Linked DNA regions of Mus musculus: regions 1 and 3 are each linked to region 2. The links are chromatin loops, found by intact Hi-C in ENCODE. Cell type or tissue: heart. All regions are shown on one strand.

Region 1 (5,000 bases), 250 kb before region 2:
GCCCTCAAATTTACAATTCTCTTGCCTCAGCCTTCCGAACGCCTGGTTACGGGTTTGGTCGTGGCTTTCCTGTGTTCTCTTTCTTTTTGCTGAGGGTAAAAGCACAGGGTCTCACTATGTAGCCTTATCACAAGGTTACATAGTGACAAGGTTGGCCTCTAATTCACTGTGATGTCCCCACCTTTGCCTCTTTAGTGCGAGGATCAAAGGCACGCACCACAATGCTTGGCTTTTTACTGTGTTTCTTAATAGGAATCTCAGCCTTTTGCTTTATCTTTCCTTCCTTCCCAGTTTTCCACAGAACCTGTTTAGCACAGTAAACTATTCCATACTCTGTCATTTCCCAAGCTTTGGCAAGTATCAGTCATAGTTCTTGAGGAACCTGCTCACAAACTGGTGCATGTAGCCCAGGAGGGGATAGGGGTACTTTTCTATTTGCTGCAATGAACTGAGGGCGGAGGTAGGTGTTTGTAAAGGGTAAGGGTGGAGGCCTGTGGATGTGTATTTGCACCCAGGCCTCCTTAGCCCTACTGGTACAAAACAGTATAGGAAATGCAGTGACTCAGCACTTACAGTCAAGAGCTCCAGAATTAGCAATTCTCTATTATTATCTGCTGTTTTGAAAAAAGAAAAAAAAGTGCTTGCTATGAAGTACCACACCAACTCCTTCTTCTCTGCTAAATGCCTTTTACTCTTTAAGAAAAAAATACTGCTAAGACTTATTTCCTTTGTGTTTCTAGACTGAGCTCATTAGTATCTGACCTCAATCAGTGAACTATTATATATGTGTGTGTGTGTGTGTGTGGATAGATAGATAGACAGTGTGTGTATGCACAGAGTAAAACTGGAAGAAATTTGAGCATTTGCCCCAAGGATTTTCCATGTCCTTTCAGGCCTTCTCTGTACAGAGCTTGGGAAGCTGAGCAAAAATTGATGGGAAGAGATATGATTAATTATTTGCTCACCTGCTTTGTGATGTGGAAAGCGATGATTGCATCTATTAGTGAAAAGCATCATTTCACGTAATTAATGTACTGAGCAATGACTGACCAAATACTTGACATTACTCAAACGGTACAAAGCTATAATTCTTGCTCTAGGGTAAGAGGCTCCTACTGCTTAAGAATGAGAGCTGAGATGGAATTCCAAGTGTCGATTTTGGTTGCTCAATGCCACCTGCTCATGTGCCTTTACTGTGATATTTACTAGTTATTACCACAACCACTTCCCTGTTCCCTGGAAAAGTCAACTACGGTTGGATGGGCCAAAAGTGGGCTAAAAGTATCATTTTGTTTGAAACAGTCTCATTGCGAGGCCCAGACAGACCTAGAACTTGTAGCAAATCTCCTGCTCTCCCTCCTGAGGGCTAGGATTACAGGTGTGAGCTACCATCTTGGAATTCCTCATTCATTACTTTTGGTTCCAGTCAACCCATGACTGTTGGGATTGGATGATATACAACTCAATAGAGAACCCGATGGATGACGCTGGGGACAAAATGGTCCTCAATACATCCCTGCTCGTATTTACGTTTCCTTTCTTCTTTCTCTAGGGCTGAGAATAATTGGCTACTGGCTTCCCCCGCGTTGCCCTAACCAGTTTTGCTCCAGAATCCTTCCTTTGTTCCCTGCCAGTCCTGGTGCAGCCTCAGGTTCCCACATTTCTCCCTTTTGATCTAAGTCGCCGTGTGGAGAGGGCTGTCACACTTTAGTAATCCTATTGGGTCTCCCCCCTTGGATTTACGCCCTCCCCCCATGTGCGGTCAGAATCGTGTTTTCATCGCTCTCTCAGTTGTCATTTCTCAGGCTCTGCTCCTTGGCCTGGTTTACTTTATGGTGATGGCTCTGTCGCCCTCGCTTCCACTTCAGTTTCGTCTGTTTCTGGACAACTCTTTGTTCCCGGGCTTCTTTGTGGTCGTACCGTTCCCTTCGGCCTCCCGTATCAGTCCCGGCTGGGGCTCGCCCTTGTCTTGGTTCTGGAGCCGTGTGGCCTTGGCTGTGAGGCATCACGGTCTTTTGCTCTCCGCCTGCCTTCAAGGTTTTCTCTAAGTCCTTCTCCCACGGCCGCTGCGGCCCGCCGGGCCCGGGGCTCCCTCCTTTGTCCCGGCTGCCCGCGGAGGTCAGCGCTGAGGGCGGCTGCGGCCCAGCCCGGGTCGGCCCGGGGGTCTCCCGGCCGCTGCGGCCCGCCGGGCCTCCTGTTCGGACGTGCAGGGGGCCTCCTGGCGGCGGGCCTCAGGCGACGGCCCGCCTTCCTCGGCGTCCCCGCTCGGGCCTGCGGCCCGCCCGGGCGGTGGTCGGTCGGTGGCCCGCCCGGCCCAGCAGGGGCTGCAGCCCCGGGGCTGAGGACGCGCCCGGCGGCGGAGGCGGCGGGCTGAGGGGCGGGGAACCGGCCCGGCCCGGCGCTCCTGACAGGAGGCGCCGCCGCCGCCGTCGCGCCGGGGCGGGCTGAGGGAGGAGCGGAGCCGAGGGGTGGGGAGGCGGAAACGCGAGCCGGGACCGGCGGAGCGCGAGCGGGCCGGGTGCGAGCGGACTGAGGGAGCCGAGCGCGACTGCCGGGCCGGGCGAGACGGACGCAGATCTGAGAGCGAGAGAGCCAAGGCGCCACCGCCGCCGAACCGCACAAAGGCCGAGACTGGGGCCGCCGCCGCCGCTTCAGCGCGCGGGCCTGGAGCCGGCGCCCCCCGGGGCCCGGGCAGAGCGCGGCGCGGGCAGCCATGGCCGGCTACGTGCCGGGTCAGCAGCCGGCCAACCGCAGCCAGGAGAAGGAGTTCGTGCAGGCGTACGAGGATGTGCTGGAGCGCTACAAAGGTGAGGCTGCGGCCGGGCCGGCGCTGGCCGGAGCCGGAGGCCCGGGGCTCGGCCGGCTGCAGGTGGGGAGGCGGGCGGGCGGGGGGCGCGTCCACCCGTGCGGGGCTGGGCCGGGAGCCGCGGCCGCCTCTCCCGGGCTGGCTTCTGTGGAGTTGAGATAAGCGTCGGGAGCCCCGCTGCCCGGCCGGCGCTGGGCGCTCTCCTATCTCCGGTCACACTGTTTGCTCTATTATCTGGCCGGATCCGAAGGAGGAGAGACGTGGAGCTGGCTCCGGAGACCGCCTGCTATGGGACTCTGCAGGAGGAGGAGTTGGGCTCGAGGGAGACGCTCTCATTCGGTTTCCCGGGGCGAGCTTCCCTGCGGTGGCTCTCCGGGGGTCGCCCGCCCGCCCGCTTTTGTCTCCCTGCCTCTTCGGAGGAGTCGCTCGGGAGCCTAGGACGCCGAGCATCCGGGGGGTCTTGGGGGGTCGGGTGGGCGGCGTGGCCGGTGAGTGTGCAGATTGCGGTGGCGAGGCCTCCCCACCCCCACGCCACCCCCCTCAATGTCTGGGCCTGCCTGGTTGAGGCAGGGGTCTAGTTATTATTATTATTTTTTTTCTTCCTCTCAGAAATAAAGATTGGTCTCGGAGCTCGGATTTCAGCCCCTGAAGGCTGGCTTGCGAAGCAGTTCAGCGAGTTAATGTCTAATCTCCGCCGAGTGCTCGCAGAGAAAGTTTTGACAGGCCAGCAGGGCTGCGGGCTGCCTTTCCCTAACCGCCCTGAGTGGAAGGCAGGGGTGCGTGGCCCTGGAGCCCCAGCTTTGATTTATCTTCAGTGTGCTCTGGACTGCATTTTTTTTTTTTTTGAGATGTTGATTTTCCTAGAAACTTCACAGGCAGGCACCCCTACCCCCCTCTTGAAAACCTGCTCTCCTGTGACTAGCCTTGCCTTTCTTTCCACGTGAAGGAGAGAAATCTTCAACCCTTAGGACTGAGGCCAGCATTCTTGTTTACAACACCTACCCAGTGAAGGAAAACTAAAGACAAAGCTGTAACCCCCGCCTCCCAGCACCCCTGGCCCCACAACCCTGGACATTAGGACGCTACCTGGGAGTGCAGCTTGGGGGAAATCAGATGAAATGGTGAAGGACTCGCTAGGGCGGCTGATGGTTTTTTGCTGTATCAGCTCCTGTAAGCTGTTCGGTCTTCCTGCCTGCAGGGAGTTTTCTGTCAGCCCCCCTCCCCCTTCTCTTAAGGAACGGGGATTATTGCGGAGCACAAAGAGGTTAGGTTGTGCGGCTGAACTTCTTTGAAAAACTGCTGCTCGCTGAGTGGTTCCATTAAGTTTCCTTTGCAGCCTTTTGCTTTGCCCTCCTCAGAGGGAGGATACGCTGGGGCTGTCACTGGCTCTGACTGCTTTCAACCAGCAGAATTAAAAACACAAAAAGGAAGAAATCTCAGTACCTCCCAGGGTCAAGTTGCTGGTGGCTTCTAGCTGAAAGGAAGTTGGGCTCCCCTGTTATGGCAAAGAGGAAGTAGGGCTTGGATGGGTTACCGGCGGGCGTTCAGACATCCCCCTCAGTTTGACTTTACTCAGACGGACTTTGTTCCAGTATGTAGGAATGTGAGTCTTCTCAGACACAAGTCTATTTCTTTCCTAAAGACACTGTATTTGTATTCATTTATTTTAATTATTTTACTTTTATATACGAGTCTTTTGCTTGCATGTATGGCTGTACACCACAAGTGTACCTGGTGCTGGAGGAGGTCAGAAGAGGGGGTTGGATCCCCCGTTGGAACTGCAGTTCTGGATAGTTGGGAGTCTCCATATGGTTGCTGGGAATCAAACCCAGGACCTCTGCAAGAGCAACAGGTGCTCTTCGTAACTGCTGAGCAATCTCTCCAGTCCCTACCTATCCTATCAGTCTTTAAAACAACAACAACTCTGGGCTTGGAGAGATGGTTCAGCAGATAAGAGCTTGTGCTTCTCCTGCAGAGAAGCAGGATTCTGTTCCGAGCAGCAGTGTAACTCTGTAACTTCGGCTCCAGGGGATCTGACAAACCTCTATTGGTGTCCTGGTGTACCATGATTCATGGAGGCACACACATACACATAAACAAATAATCCTAAAAACATTTAGCATGCATCCATGCCTTTAATTCCAGCATAAGGGAGGCAGATAAAGCTTTGAGTTGGAGGCTAGCCAAGGGCTAT
Region 2 (5,000 bases):
TATTTTAGTGCTTTAATTAAACAGAGTGTGACTAAAAGTGATAAGTAGTTTGAGTCTGAACCTCGGTTATTAGACTGTTCCATTTATTTATCTGACATTGATGAGAAGAGTAAACCAAGGTGGATAAGTGTGGGAAGGGGTTAATTAGGAAAAGATTGACCTGATTGGCACCTGACTTGGTGAGGAAACAGGAAAAGAATTTTTGTCTGTGAAGGTTGTGATTCCATATCAAGACCATTCTTTATAATAGAATAACCACCCACCCTTAACTCCAGAGCTGGAATTCCTCAGATTCTTCTAACCAGAGGGGCCCTGGCGTGCTAAAGAGTCTGTTATGATATCTGAACACGTGGTGAATGTATTTGGCCAGGAAGACTTGCAAGTGAAATAAATCCTCTATGGGGTTTTCCAGTTGCATTGAATAATTACAACAAACTTAAAATCTGAAGTCCATGAATTGTGAAGTATCCAGTCTGTAAGTTGATTTGTTCTTAGGATCACAGTGTGTCAGGGGTTGAAGGGACTTTAAAACACGCCCTGAATAAACTTCAAGATTTCTTAATCTGTTTCCTGAGATTGCTATGCCATGTGGTTGCTTGAATTTCTGCTCACATTCCTTTGGGATCAGGAAAAGTCACCCTTTTAGGGAACACCTTATTCTTTGAATAGCAGTGAGAAAACTGATGGTTTGAAATCTGCCCTTGGATCTTGGTGTGCCAGTTTAAGGAGAGATTCAGCACAAATTTCCTTCCTCCCACATCCCAGCTCCTCAGATTCTTAATGTTGATCATATCCCCTGAAATTTGCTCTCCATCAAGTATTCTTGATTCTTTTCACTCTGGGTTCGTAGAAAAATGTTCTAGTGTCTTGCACTATTGCACCAGGAAGCCACAGGATTCTGGATAGCTTTCTGAAGTTTTAACTTTAAAGACTAGGGTATCTAGAATAAGATGATACAATGTTTAAGTATTCTCTCCTGTTTACAGATGGAAAGTCTTTGTATTTGAGTGGGTAGAATTGATCAGCTTCTTTAGGAGTGAGAAATGAAGTATAAAACATTTTGCCAAGCAAAGTTGTCTTTTACTTGACTAATCTGATCATGGGCTTCAGCCTGTACCTCATTTTTGCCAAGGAGTTTCTGGCTCCTCAAGTAAGTTTAAGGCTTAGCTCCAAGCTTCACTGCCAAATCTCCACACACCAGTGACTCGTTTTATTTACTGTTTGTGTGAAGAGTAGAAATAACTTTCTCATAAGTTTTATCATCTATATTAACTACTTGGGCCAACAGGACTTTGTACATTTTAACTGACCTTTTTCATCCTCATGAAATCCGAGGGACCATCATAAAGGGAGTCAAGTATTACACCTCAAAGAGATGCAAGCTACCTCTGGCAGGCAGTCTTCTGGGTTGCTTTGTACTTTTCTTAACAATTACAGGGTCTCTAGATAGCTTTCCTAAAATCCAGAACGTAGTTTGCAGGATTGTGTAACACATTTCTCTAATATTTTCATTCTTGAGACTTGAAATATGAACTCATGCTTTTCATCTAGCCCTTCAGAGGCTCAGATTTCCTTGGACGTGCACAGCGGTTATAGCCAATCCAGGTGTTGGTCATGGGCTGTTCCTGCTAGAGTCTCCACTGCCCTGCAACCCGCACCCCATTTTCCGGTCATTAAGACCGCTGAAGTCTGAGCAGAGAAATCCAGGTGGCGAAATGGGCCAAGATCTGACATACTTGAGAAGGGAAACTGTGCCTAGAGTTTATCCAATAACTTGGTTCCTGAGTCTAACTTAATTCCTTGGCATGCCAAGAAAAGACTGTGTTTAAGGCTAGCCTGTTCTTTGGTCAGCGCCAGAGGTGACATTGGAAAAATACAGGGATAGTCGTTGGCGGCAAAGCTGGAGCCTAGGATAGTGCAGACCGCCCACCCCAGCCCGTACGTCTCTACCGGCAGATGGGGCCCCCGAGTGGCCCTAGCCACTACCGGCTGGTAGTGGGGGCGGCGGGGGCGCCCCTTCTGGGTTCGCCCTTGGGCTGGGCTCCCATCCCGCCGGTTGGAAAGAAGCGGGGGCGGAGGGGCCGGGCCAGCGTTGTGAGGGCGGGGCTTTCCTTTGTCAGGGGATTTGCCCGGCATGACCAGGACTGCCCCTCTCCTCTCACCCTCGCAGGCGGGGACACTATTACTCCCGTGGGTGAGGAGGGAGTGAGCTAGAGGGGGTGCGGGATGAGCTGGAGTCCCTCGCCCCAACCCCGGGAAGCCCCTCCCTCGCCGCCTTGGCCTCCAATCCTTGCCTCCGCCCCCTCCCCTCCCGGCGGGGCTCCCTATAGGCCCCGCCCCCGTCCTCCTCCCTAGCAGTCGGCGCCGCGCGCTCCCGGGCTTCCAAGGGGGCTGCCCGGGCGGGGCAGCGGCTGTGGCGGGGCTAGAAGGGGGAGGAGATCCGCCCGCCACCCGAGCACTTCCAGCCAGCGGCGTGTGAGCGGGCCGCGCGGCGTGAGAGAGGCGGGCTCGCCCCCCTCGTGCGGCCGGAGCGGAGCCTTTTGTTCCCGGCCAGAAGTTTGCATGCCGGGACCGTGACAGCTGCGGGCGGGGAGGACGGCTGCAGGGCCGGCGGCGTGGTGGAGAAAAGAGGCGACTGCTTGTCATGCAGCCCACGACGCGGCGGCTGGGGGCCGGGGACCTGCAGTGGCCGGGGAGGCGGCGCCCACAGGACACGGGACTTACTGCTGCCGGAGGGACAAACTAACTTCCTGAGCGCTAGACCCAAGGCCGGCCCGCCGGGAGCCACCTGCAAGGTTGCGGTGAGGCGACCCTGGCCCTCCGGGGCGCGAGGCATGGCGCGGGTTTGCGGGCGGTGCTAAGTGAGTCCAGACTGCCTCTTGGCCGCTGCCGCAGCCTGCCCGCCTTCTGAAAGGCCCAGCGTGGGCCTCCACTCGCCTTGTTTTGCGGCCACGATACAGTGTTGGCTTGGAAGCCACAACAATGCCATGATGTTTTGGAGACAGGAAGCCCCAAGCTGGCCCCGAATGAAGGACTTCCTGTGTTTAAAGTTGCAGGAATATCCGCTGACCAGCCCTGTTCAAATGCAAACACCCAACTAGAGAGGACGAATGGCTAATTCAGACCAGCTGGACTCTTTAGGGCTGAACACAGGATAAAATGAAAGGAATTCTTAGGAGCTTGGACCATACTTGAAGGCTAGAGAGGGTGTGCCATTGTTATAAAGGACATAGTTGGTATACATTTTCTGCTTCCAACTCAGCTTTGGTGCGAATCGAGTGAAACTAGATATTGAATAAGACTTGTCAATATCAAACGATTTTTTTGCTGACTGAATTTGAAAGGGCTTTAGAAAAGTAAAACCAGAAGCCATACAAGTATTTGTTTTATGTTTATTGATTAAATAATATCATTTGTCTTTCTGCAGTTATGAGGCTGCTAGCCTGTGAGGGAAAACCTGTTTGTCTTATTAGAGTTTCTCCCAAAATGGTTTCAAATTGGGAACTTCCAGATCTTTCTGAAAGGCAGATGCAATTGGTGGTTTGGAGTATAAACATGTAAGAGGACTTACAATTCATGTAGAATGTATTTTGAGAGAACCCGTGGCGGGGAAAAAAAACTTTTGAAAGATTGATGGTTCATCTTTATTGAAAAAGTATGGGTAAGCCACTTAGCAGGCCAGACTGTTTAAGGCGGAACCCTACCTGCCTGGGTAAAGGGGAAGATGAGGATGGCTATATAGAAGATTGCTATGTTCCACAGCGGTCTATATACGATACAATGAGGATAAATGAACAGATTGACCAGGGGTCAAAACTTAATCAGACGTCAAAAAGCACCATGGAGAAGATGGAAGGAAGTACCATATCCAGCAATGGTACATTAGGAGCATCATCTAATGTTTTTGAAGCTAGAGGACCAGAAGGCAAGAAGCTGGATGAGAGGATAATATTTGATGCATTAAAGCTAAGCAGTGATGTGCAGAAGTCAGCACCCGTGCCACCCAGACGTCGGCCAAATGCAGAACGCAAAGATAATGTTAACAGGAGATCGTGGAAGTCCTTCATGCCACCCAACTTCCCAGAATTTGCAGAAAGGATGGAGGCTTCTCTCAGTGAAGTATCAGAAGCTGGAGCTTCAAATCCTTCCTTGCAAGAGAAAAAAGAATCCAGTTCTGCATTGACAGAAAGTTCTGGTCACTTTGACCACAGGGAACCTCAGTCTGAGTCCGTTACTTTGGAACACATGTCCAAATCTGTAGATATTCCAGAAGTGCAAAATGTAAAAAATTTGAGAGACTGCCAGGACTTCAAATTCCAACAGCACAGTGAGAGCTCTCCCCATGAATTCCAGCCTCTGGGCTCAGAAGCTGCAGCAGCAAGTGGTAACACAGATGAAATGCAGGAGCACAGATTCTCAAGTGCAACCTGGCCCAGGGCCATGAAAAGTTCCTCCAAGGGAGGCTTCAGTGAGAAGCAGTATCCCCTTGGGGACACTGCCTGTGCAGTGGAACTACCACCTCTCTCTCCTTGCTTGAGTGAAGAGCTGTTGGATCCAGAATTGCATATGCTTATAACACCTAGCCTGAGAGAAAAAACAGAGTCTGAGTTAAAATTTGAGGAGGATGAGCGATGGATCATGATGGAGGCAGAGGAGGAGTGGGAGGAAGAGAAATTGTCAGAGGAAAGAAAGAGTCTTGTTACAAATGAAGAGACTAGTTTGGCAGATCCCCTTGAAGAAAGTGACCAAGCAAACTCAGTACCAGCAGTAGAGGATGGGTCGGATCGTGTGGCTGTCTCTGGAACTTCTGACCACCTCGCTCTTCATCAGATGTGCTGCTCTGTTGACCTGCAGCCAACTAGGGATCAGCTTGCTTCTGTCCCCAGGGGTTCTCCCCCTGACTGCACCTGTGTGCCTGCAGGTGACACTGTTATCAGTGAGGTGAAAAACAGACCTGATCAGGGGCTAGAGGGTCTGACTTCAGGGCTCCAGTGCCCTGT
Region 3 (5,000 bases), 490 kb before region 2:
TTGGTTCCCATTCTCTTACACAGCCTGAAGGCTGCACATTGGCTCTGCATTCAGTTATCTACAATTGTACTCCATCTGCCTTTCAGTGTTCTTGCCTGTCAACCTCCTGCATCCATTTCATTCCACGACCCTACCACACAGATTATTTGGGACCAAAAGTGTATCAGTGTTTATCTCCAGAGGTTGAACTATCTACTCATACATAATGAGTGTTTTGGAGATGAGATCCAAGCCTAAACATGAAATTAATTTACATTCCATATAGACCTTATTCACATAATATAAACATGATCTTGAACAAGTACATATTCCTAGGCTCCTGAATTTTGACTGACATAATTTATGCAGTCAAGTATGGAACTTTCCACATCAATACTCAGTAAGTTACAAATCTGAGAGCAATTTAGATTTCAAAATTTCAGATTAAGGATACTTATCCGTACTGTTCAAGGTCTTCCCTCTGCCACTCCATGTAAAATGTCCCATCTTTATCCTTGCTATGGTTTAAGTTAGACATTTACCACTAGCTGGCACTAGTTTTAGTGTGTGTGTGTCCCTATCTAAGCTACAAGCTCCCAAAAGCAAGAACATTTCCATGGCTGTATCCCCTTGGTGCCCAGAACACACGGCTGGAGTAAAATCATTACATGAAAGAAACATGAGGGGTTTTTTTTAACAGAATTCCAAGCCATCTGTGACACTTCTGATGCCACAAACTACAGTGGTCTCACAGAGTAGTTCCTTATACTTTTGCTCACATTGACTTCCGATGACATAAGGAAATGAGTAGTAATTCTAACTTGTCAGTTCATCCATGTAAGAGAATTAAAAGCCCTGCTTTCTTCTAAGTTCTCCCAAATTTTCCCCTAGCTTTTGTTCCCTAAAAAGCAGATACAAATTATTTCCCAGACACTTCCTATTCTCAAAAGGACCAAGTTTTCAATCCCTGCCAGCCATTCCATTCTATTCCCTTGAAAACACCAAGCAATGTTGAGTTCTTACCATGTAGAAGGCATTCAATATACTGTTAAGGCCAGTTAGCTTTATTCTATGATTCCAACCACCATACTCTCTAGCCTTACACCCAGAAAGGAAGGGATACACTTTACGCTTCCATTGTTTTAAAGTAAAGAATATAGCTGTTTTTATGTGCTCTGAAGCACTTTTCAAATTGTAATTCCACTTTAATTATGATATCTACACAAAGTAGGAATTACTATAGGCTAAAAGAGTTGAAAAGCCACAGCCCAAACTGTCTATGAATCTCCAGCTTCGGGGACTAGAGCCATTTAATAACCCACTTTCAAATCCAGTCATTTTCTTAGTTGCCTTTGTCCAAAAGAAAAATTTGTAAAATCCCGCACACTATACGGCAGGGAGCAACTGGGATCTCAAGGTCTTGCTAACGTGTCCACTGCGGCTGCTCGCGGGAAAGCAACGGAAGTTGGAGAGACTTTGCAACAGCTGCAAGAGTTTCAGTCCGGGGCAGAGAGCGACCACCGGGGCGAGGCGAAGTCCCGCGGCCGGCGTGCGCCCGACCCACGGGACCCCAAGGCCTCGCTGCTCCCGGGGCGGGCCCCACCTGGCCAAGAGCGCGCGGACGTGGGCTGCAGCCGCCCGCCTCGGCTCACCTTTCGTCAGCGTGTCCAGCACCCCCGACTTCTCCAAGTACCTCCGGAACTGCTCGCGCTTCGAGTCGGCGGCCTGAGGAGACACGGCGGGTCAGGGACCGGAGCCCGGGGCCGGAGCAGGAAGACGGCGCGCCCCGCCGCCGGCCCCAAGCCCTGCACACGCCCCAACTCCCACCCGGCGCCGCCCGCACGCCCCGAGCCACGCCGCGCCCCCCTCACTTTGTAATGGGCCATAGTGACAGCCACAGCGGCGTAGCTGGCGCCGGAGACACGGGCAGGCGGGCTCCAAGCCTCACTGCTCATGCGCGGAACGGCGCGCGCGTCTGCGCACTGGGCAGGCACGGGCCGGGGCCACCGGGGTGTGGCCTGTTTTCATGGCGACCGGGACGCTGTGTATCCCTGTCTCCTCGGAGCCTAGAGAGGCTGCGTGAGCCCGCCCTCCGCGGTTCCGGGCAGTCTCGCGTCTTCCTGTTCCGGTTGCCGCGGCGATTCGGTTGCCTAGCAAGAGGCGAGGTTTAGGTAAAGCCAGGCGAACGACCTGTGGGGCCCTGGATGGGTGTGGCCAGGAGTTAGAGGCTCCTGATGTAGTATCTCCCCACGTGTTAGTGGGCGCGCACTCCTTGTCATTTGGGTCTTTGGTGAGGAACAGACCAATGCCGTGTTTCTTGGCTCAGAAAAATACCCAGCACCAGGAAAAAGTTCAAGGTCACCCTCAGCTAAATAAAGAATCTCTTTTGGGCTTGTTCAGGGCTTGCTTGTAATCATTAAGCCCCGTGATATTTGCAGATAACTGCTGGCTGGTAGAAAACTTATCTCTACAGCAATGTTGGATTAGGGCAATGACCTCTGAAGTGGTTCTTTTCTCTGCCTTTGTCATTAGTTTCCTTTTTTTTTTTTTTATACCCCCTTAGTGGTTAACATTAAGTTCTTTTCCATATATATTATGCGTGTTTTTATGTTGAAAATAATTATAGGTAGTACTAAGTGTGTATGTCTCTCTAAGGAGATTTCTAAGTGCAGAAGAGGGCCCTTTAATGAATTTGTAGTTGTGCCTGCTACTTGGCTAGATTTTGTTTTGATCTCTCTATATAGAAGTCATTCTATTCACTAGGCGCTGGTGGCACACGAATTTAATCTCAGTGCAAGAAAAGTGGAGACCATCCTGAGTTCGAAGCCATTCTGGTCCAAGATGGTCAGGGCTACACAGAAACCCTGTCTCCAAAACAAAGAATTCATTGTAGTCTTGTTTTAATGTAAGGCCCTACCCCCACCTTATCTTTTTGAAATCCAGTGGATTTTTTTTTTTCCAGGAGTTGGGGAAGAGTATTCATGCCGTGGTGCAGTTGGAGATCGGAAGACTCATAGGACTTGCTCTCCTTCCACCGTTAGTCTCAGTAATTGCATTAAGGTTGTCAGGCTTGACAACGAGTGCCTTTACCACCAAGTCATCTTACTGCTCCCTAGCTGCAAAGTTTCTAGACTATCTAAGAAAAGCAAAACGATGGCTCTATGTTGCACAAATAATGAAAATACTGTCTTTTCTGTTGGTCTTGAGAAAAAAACATATTTGGTTATGAGAAGCCACAGAACTTAAACTCATGTTGAAAGAACTTATGAACCCAGCTTCAACCACAAACTGAATGAAAAAGTGCAAAGCAGAGTCCCCTGGTGGGTGGTGCTTGCCTTGCCTCCCTTTGTTCCTGTTGGCAATGCCCTTCCTCCCTCCCATCTCTGCTCTAAGGCATTCGAGACTCATCCAGTTTTTTTAGTTGAGCTTTTTGGGAATTTTACATGGAGTGGGGATGGGGAGGCGTTGTGTTATTGTTTTGAGGCAGGGTCTCACCATGTGTGAACTCCCAACTCCACCCCAGGAACCTGGATTTTTTTCTTCTTCTTTCTTGGGACTTCCTCCTATATTGGAGCCAATCTAACCTTTCCATAGCCCTCTCTTGGGCCCTCTCTGGAGCTCTAGCTCCTGTCCCAAGCTCTTTAAAAAAAAAAAAAAAAAAAAAAAAACCTCATCTTTGGGTAGACCAATGAGCTGGCTCGGTGGATAAAGCCTGATGTTTGTTGGATCCCTGGAGCTGTCCTATAGAGGAGAGCCAGGACCTGCAAAGTGCCTCCGGCCTCTACATGTGCTGCAGGCACACACATGCACACAACAAACAAAGTATTTTTAAATAAAATGATTAGAAAACCTTCACTACTGAGAGTAATGACATGCGCCTTTAATCCTAGCATTCGTGAGCCAGAGCAGGCAAATCTCTAAACTCAAGGCCAGCCAGAGTCACATGCTGAGATTCTGTCTCAAGTAGAACAAGCCCATCACCCTTTACCAACCATGAACGCCAAGTCTGCAGACAAGGACTCAGAGCCACTGAGTCAGTGGATGCTTTCTGGGACTGGGAGCCTCTGGCAGGTTCCTGAGTTGAGCCCATATGAGATGAGTCTCCTTTGCATTCCCTTTTTTCCTGTCCCCCATTTACTGACAGATTATAGCTTGCCTGCCCTGTGGTTTTTCTTTCAAAGTCTATTAAAATGGTCAAGCTTCGTCATTGTCAGGGTCCAGCGGGGTCAGAGTTCTCAACTGGAAGCAGGGATATCTGGAAGGCACATAATAAACAGACACAGACTACTTTTCAGGTACAAACTGACAGGCAATTTTTCAAGGCTTACTCTCTCCTCTCTCTGTCTCTCTCTCACTCATTCACAGCTTGAGGCTGCACACACACTGCATTCTCTTTTGTACTCTGCTTTTTTCCTGTGCACTTTCCTTTTCTTGAACTCCCACACTCCTACACACTTCTTTTTTTTTTTTTTTAATCTTCCTCCTATACATTGCCTTGGTCATGGTGTTTTGTTTTGTTTTTATTTATTATATGTAAGTACACTGTAGCTGTCTTCAGACACACCAGAAGAGGGAGTCAGATCTTGTTAGGGATGGTTGTGAGCCACCATGTGGTTGCTGGGATTTGAACTCAGGACCTTCGGAAGAACAGTCGGGTGCTCTTCCCTGCTGGGCCATCTCACCAGCCCCTCCTACACACTTCTATGTGTTCCTTTTTCACTCACACACACAACGTGCACTCTCCTTACACTCACACACACTCGTCACATACACCTAACTCTTTCTTACTTGCTCTCTCGCCTTTTTCTTGCCCCAGTCTATCGATATTCCAAAAACAAGTAGAAAAAAAAAAAAAAACACTGTATAATCATTGCCAAATCAAATTCAGAAGAATAGCCACATCCCACAGAGAACCAGGAATTACAATTGTTCCCCAAAGCTTCAAGCTCTCCCTATCCCCCCGGCTTGTGGCCAAAATAACAATTGCAAACTTATCATTATTTAAACTTTAACTTTTGACT

The links. Hi-C counts contacts between places; a loop is a spot of excess contacts. Peaks named below come from ENCODE experiments on the same cell type or tissue, not always from the same donor. Only the 100,000 strongest peaks of a DNase experiment are listed, where the experiment ranks them.
Region 1: a loop joins it to region 2, with 2.8 times the contacts of the local background. A loop is called at or near these places in 2 of 42 quality-filtered maps.
Region 3: it touches region 2 in a loop (7-fold over the local background); 3 of 42 quality-filtered maps call a loop at or near these places.

The regions. Positions count from the first base shown.
Region 1 is chr4:123,662,273-123,667,272 of GRCm38, reverse strand. The region is part of intron 1 of Macf1 (microtubule-actin crosslinking factor 1); the gene reads left to right. It overlaps Gm12925 (predicted gene 12925), which reads right to left and starts at 1,392. Exons shown (of 4, transcript NR_136925.1): 1 at 966-1,392. In heart, a CTCF peak has its summit at 551; DNase peaks (open chromatin) are centred at 2,452, 3,012, 3,932 and 4,092; H3K4me3 peaks cover 3,877 bases; H3K27ac peaks cover 4,485 bases.
Region 2 is chr4:123,409,365-123,414,364 of GRCm38, reverse strand. The region is part of intron 57 of Macf1 (microtubule-actin crosslinking factor 1); the gene reads left to right. It overlaps D830031N03Rik (RIKEN cDNA D830031N03 gene), which reads left to right and starts at 2,454. Exons shown (of 1, transcript NM_001167918.1): 1 at 2,454-5,000. The coding sequence starts at 3,658. In heart, a CTCF peak has its summit at 1,948 (motif pointing left); DNase peaks (open chromatin) are centred at 1,654, 2,194, 3,014, 4,434 and 1 weaker place; H3K4me3 peaks cover 2,961 bases; H3K27ac peaks cover 3,332 bases.
Region 3 is chr4:123,901,938-123,906,937 of GRCm38, reverse strand. Mycbp (MYC binding protein) reads right to left here and starts at 1,925. Exons shown (of 5, transcript NM_019660.3): 1 at 1,851-1,925; 2 at 1,632-1,704. The coding sequence starts at 1,865. It also overlaps D130007C19Rik. In heart, no CTCF peak of the experiment used is centred here; a DNase peak (open chromatin) is centred at 2,007; H3K4me3 peaks cover 2,309 bases; H3K27ac peaks cover 1,809 bases.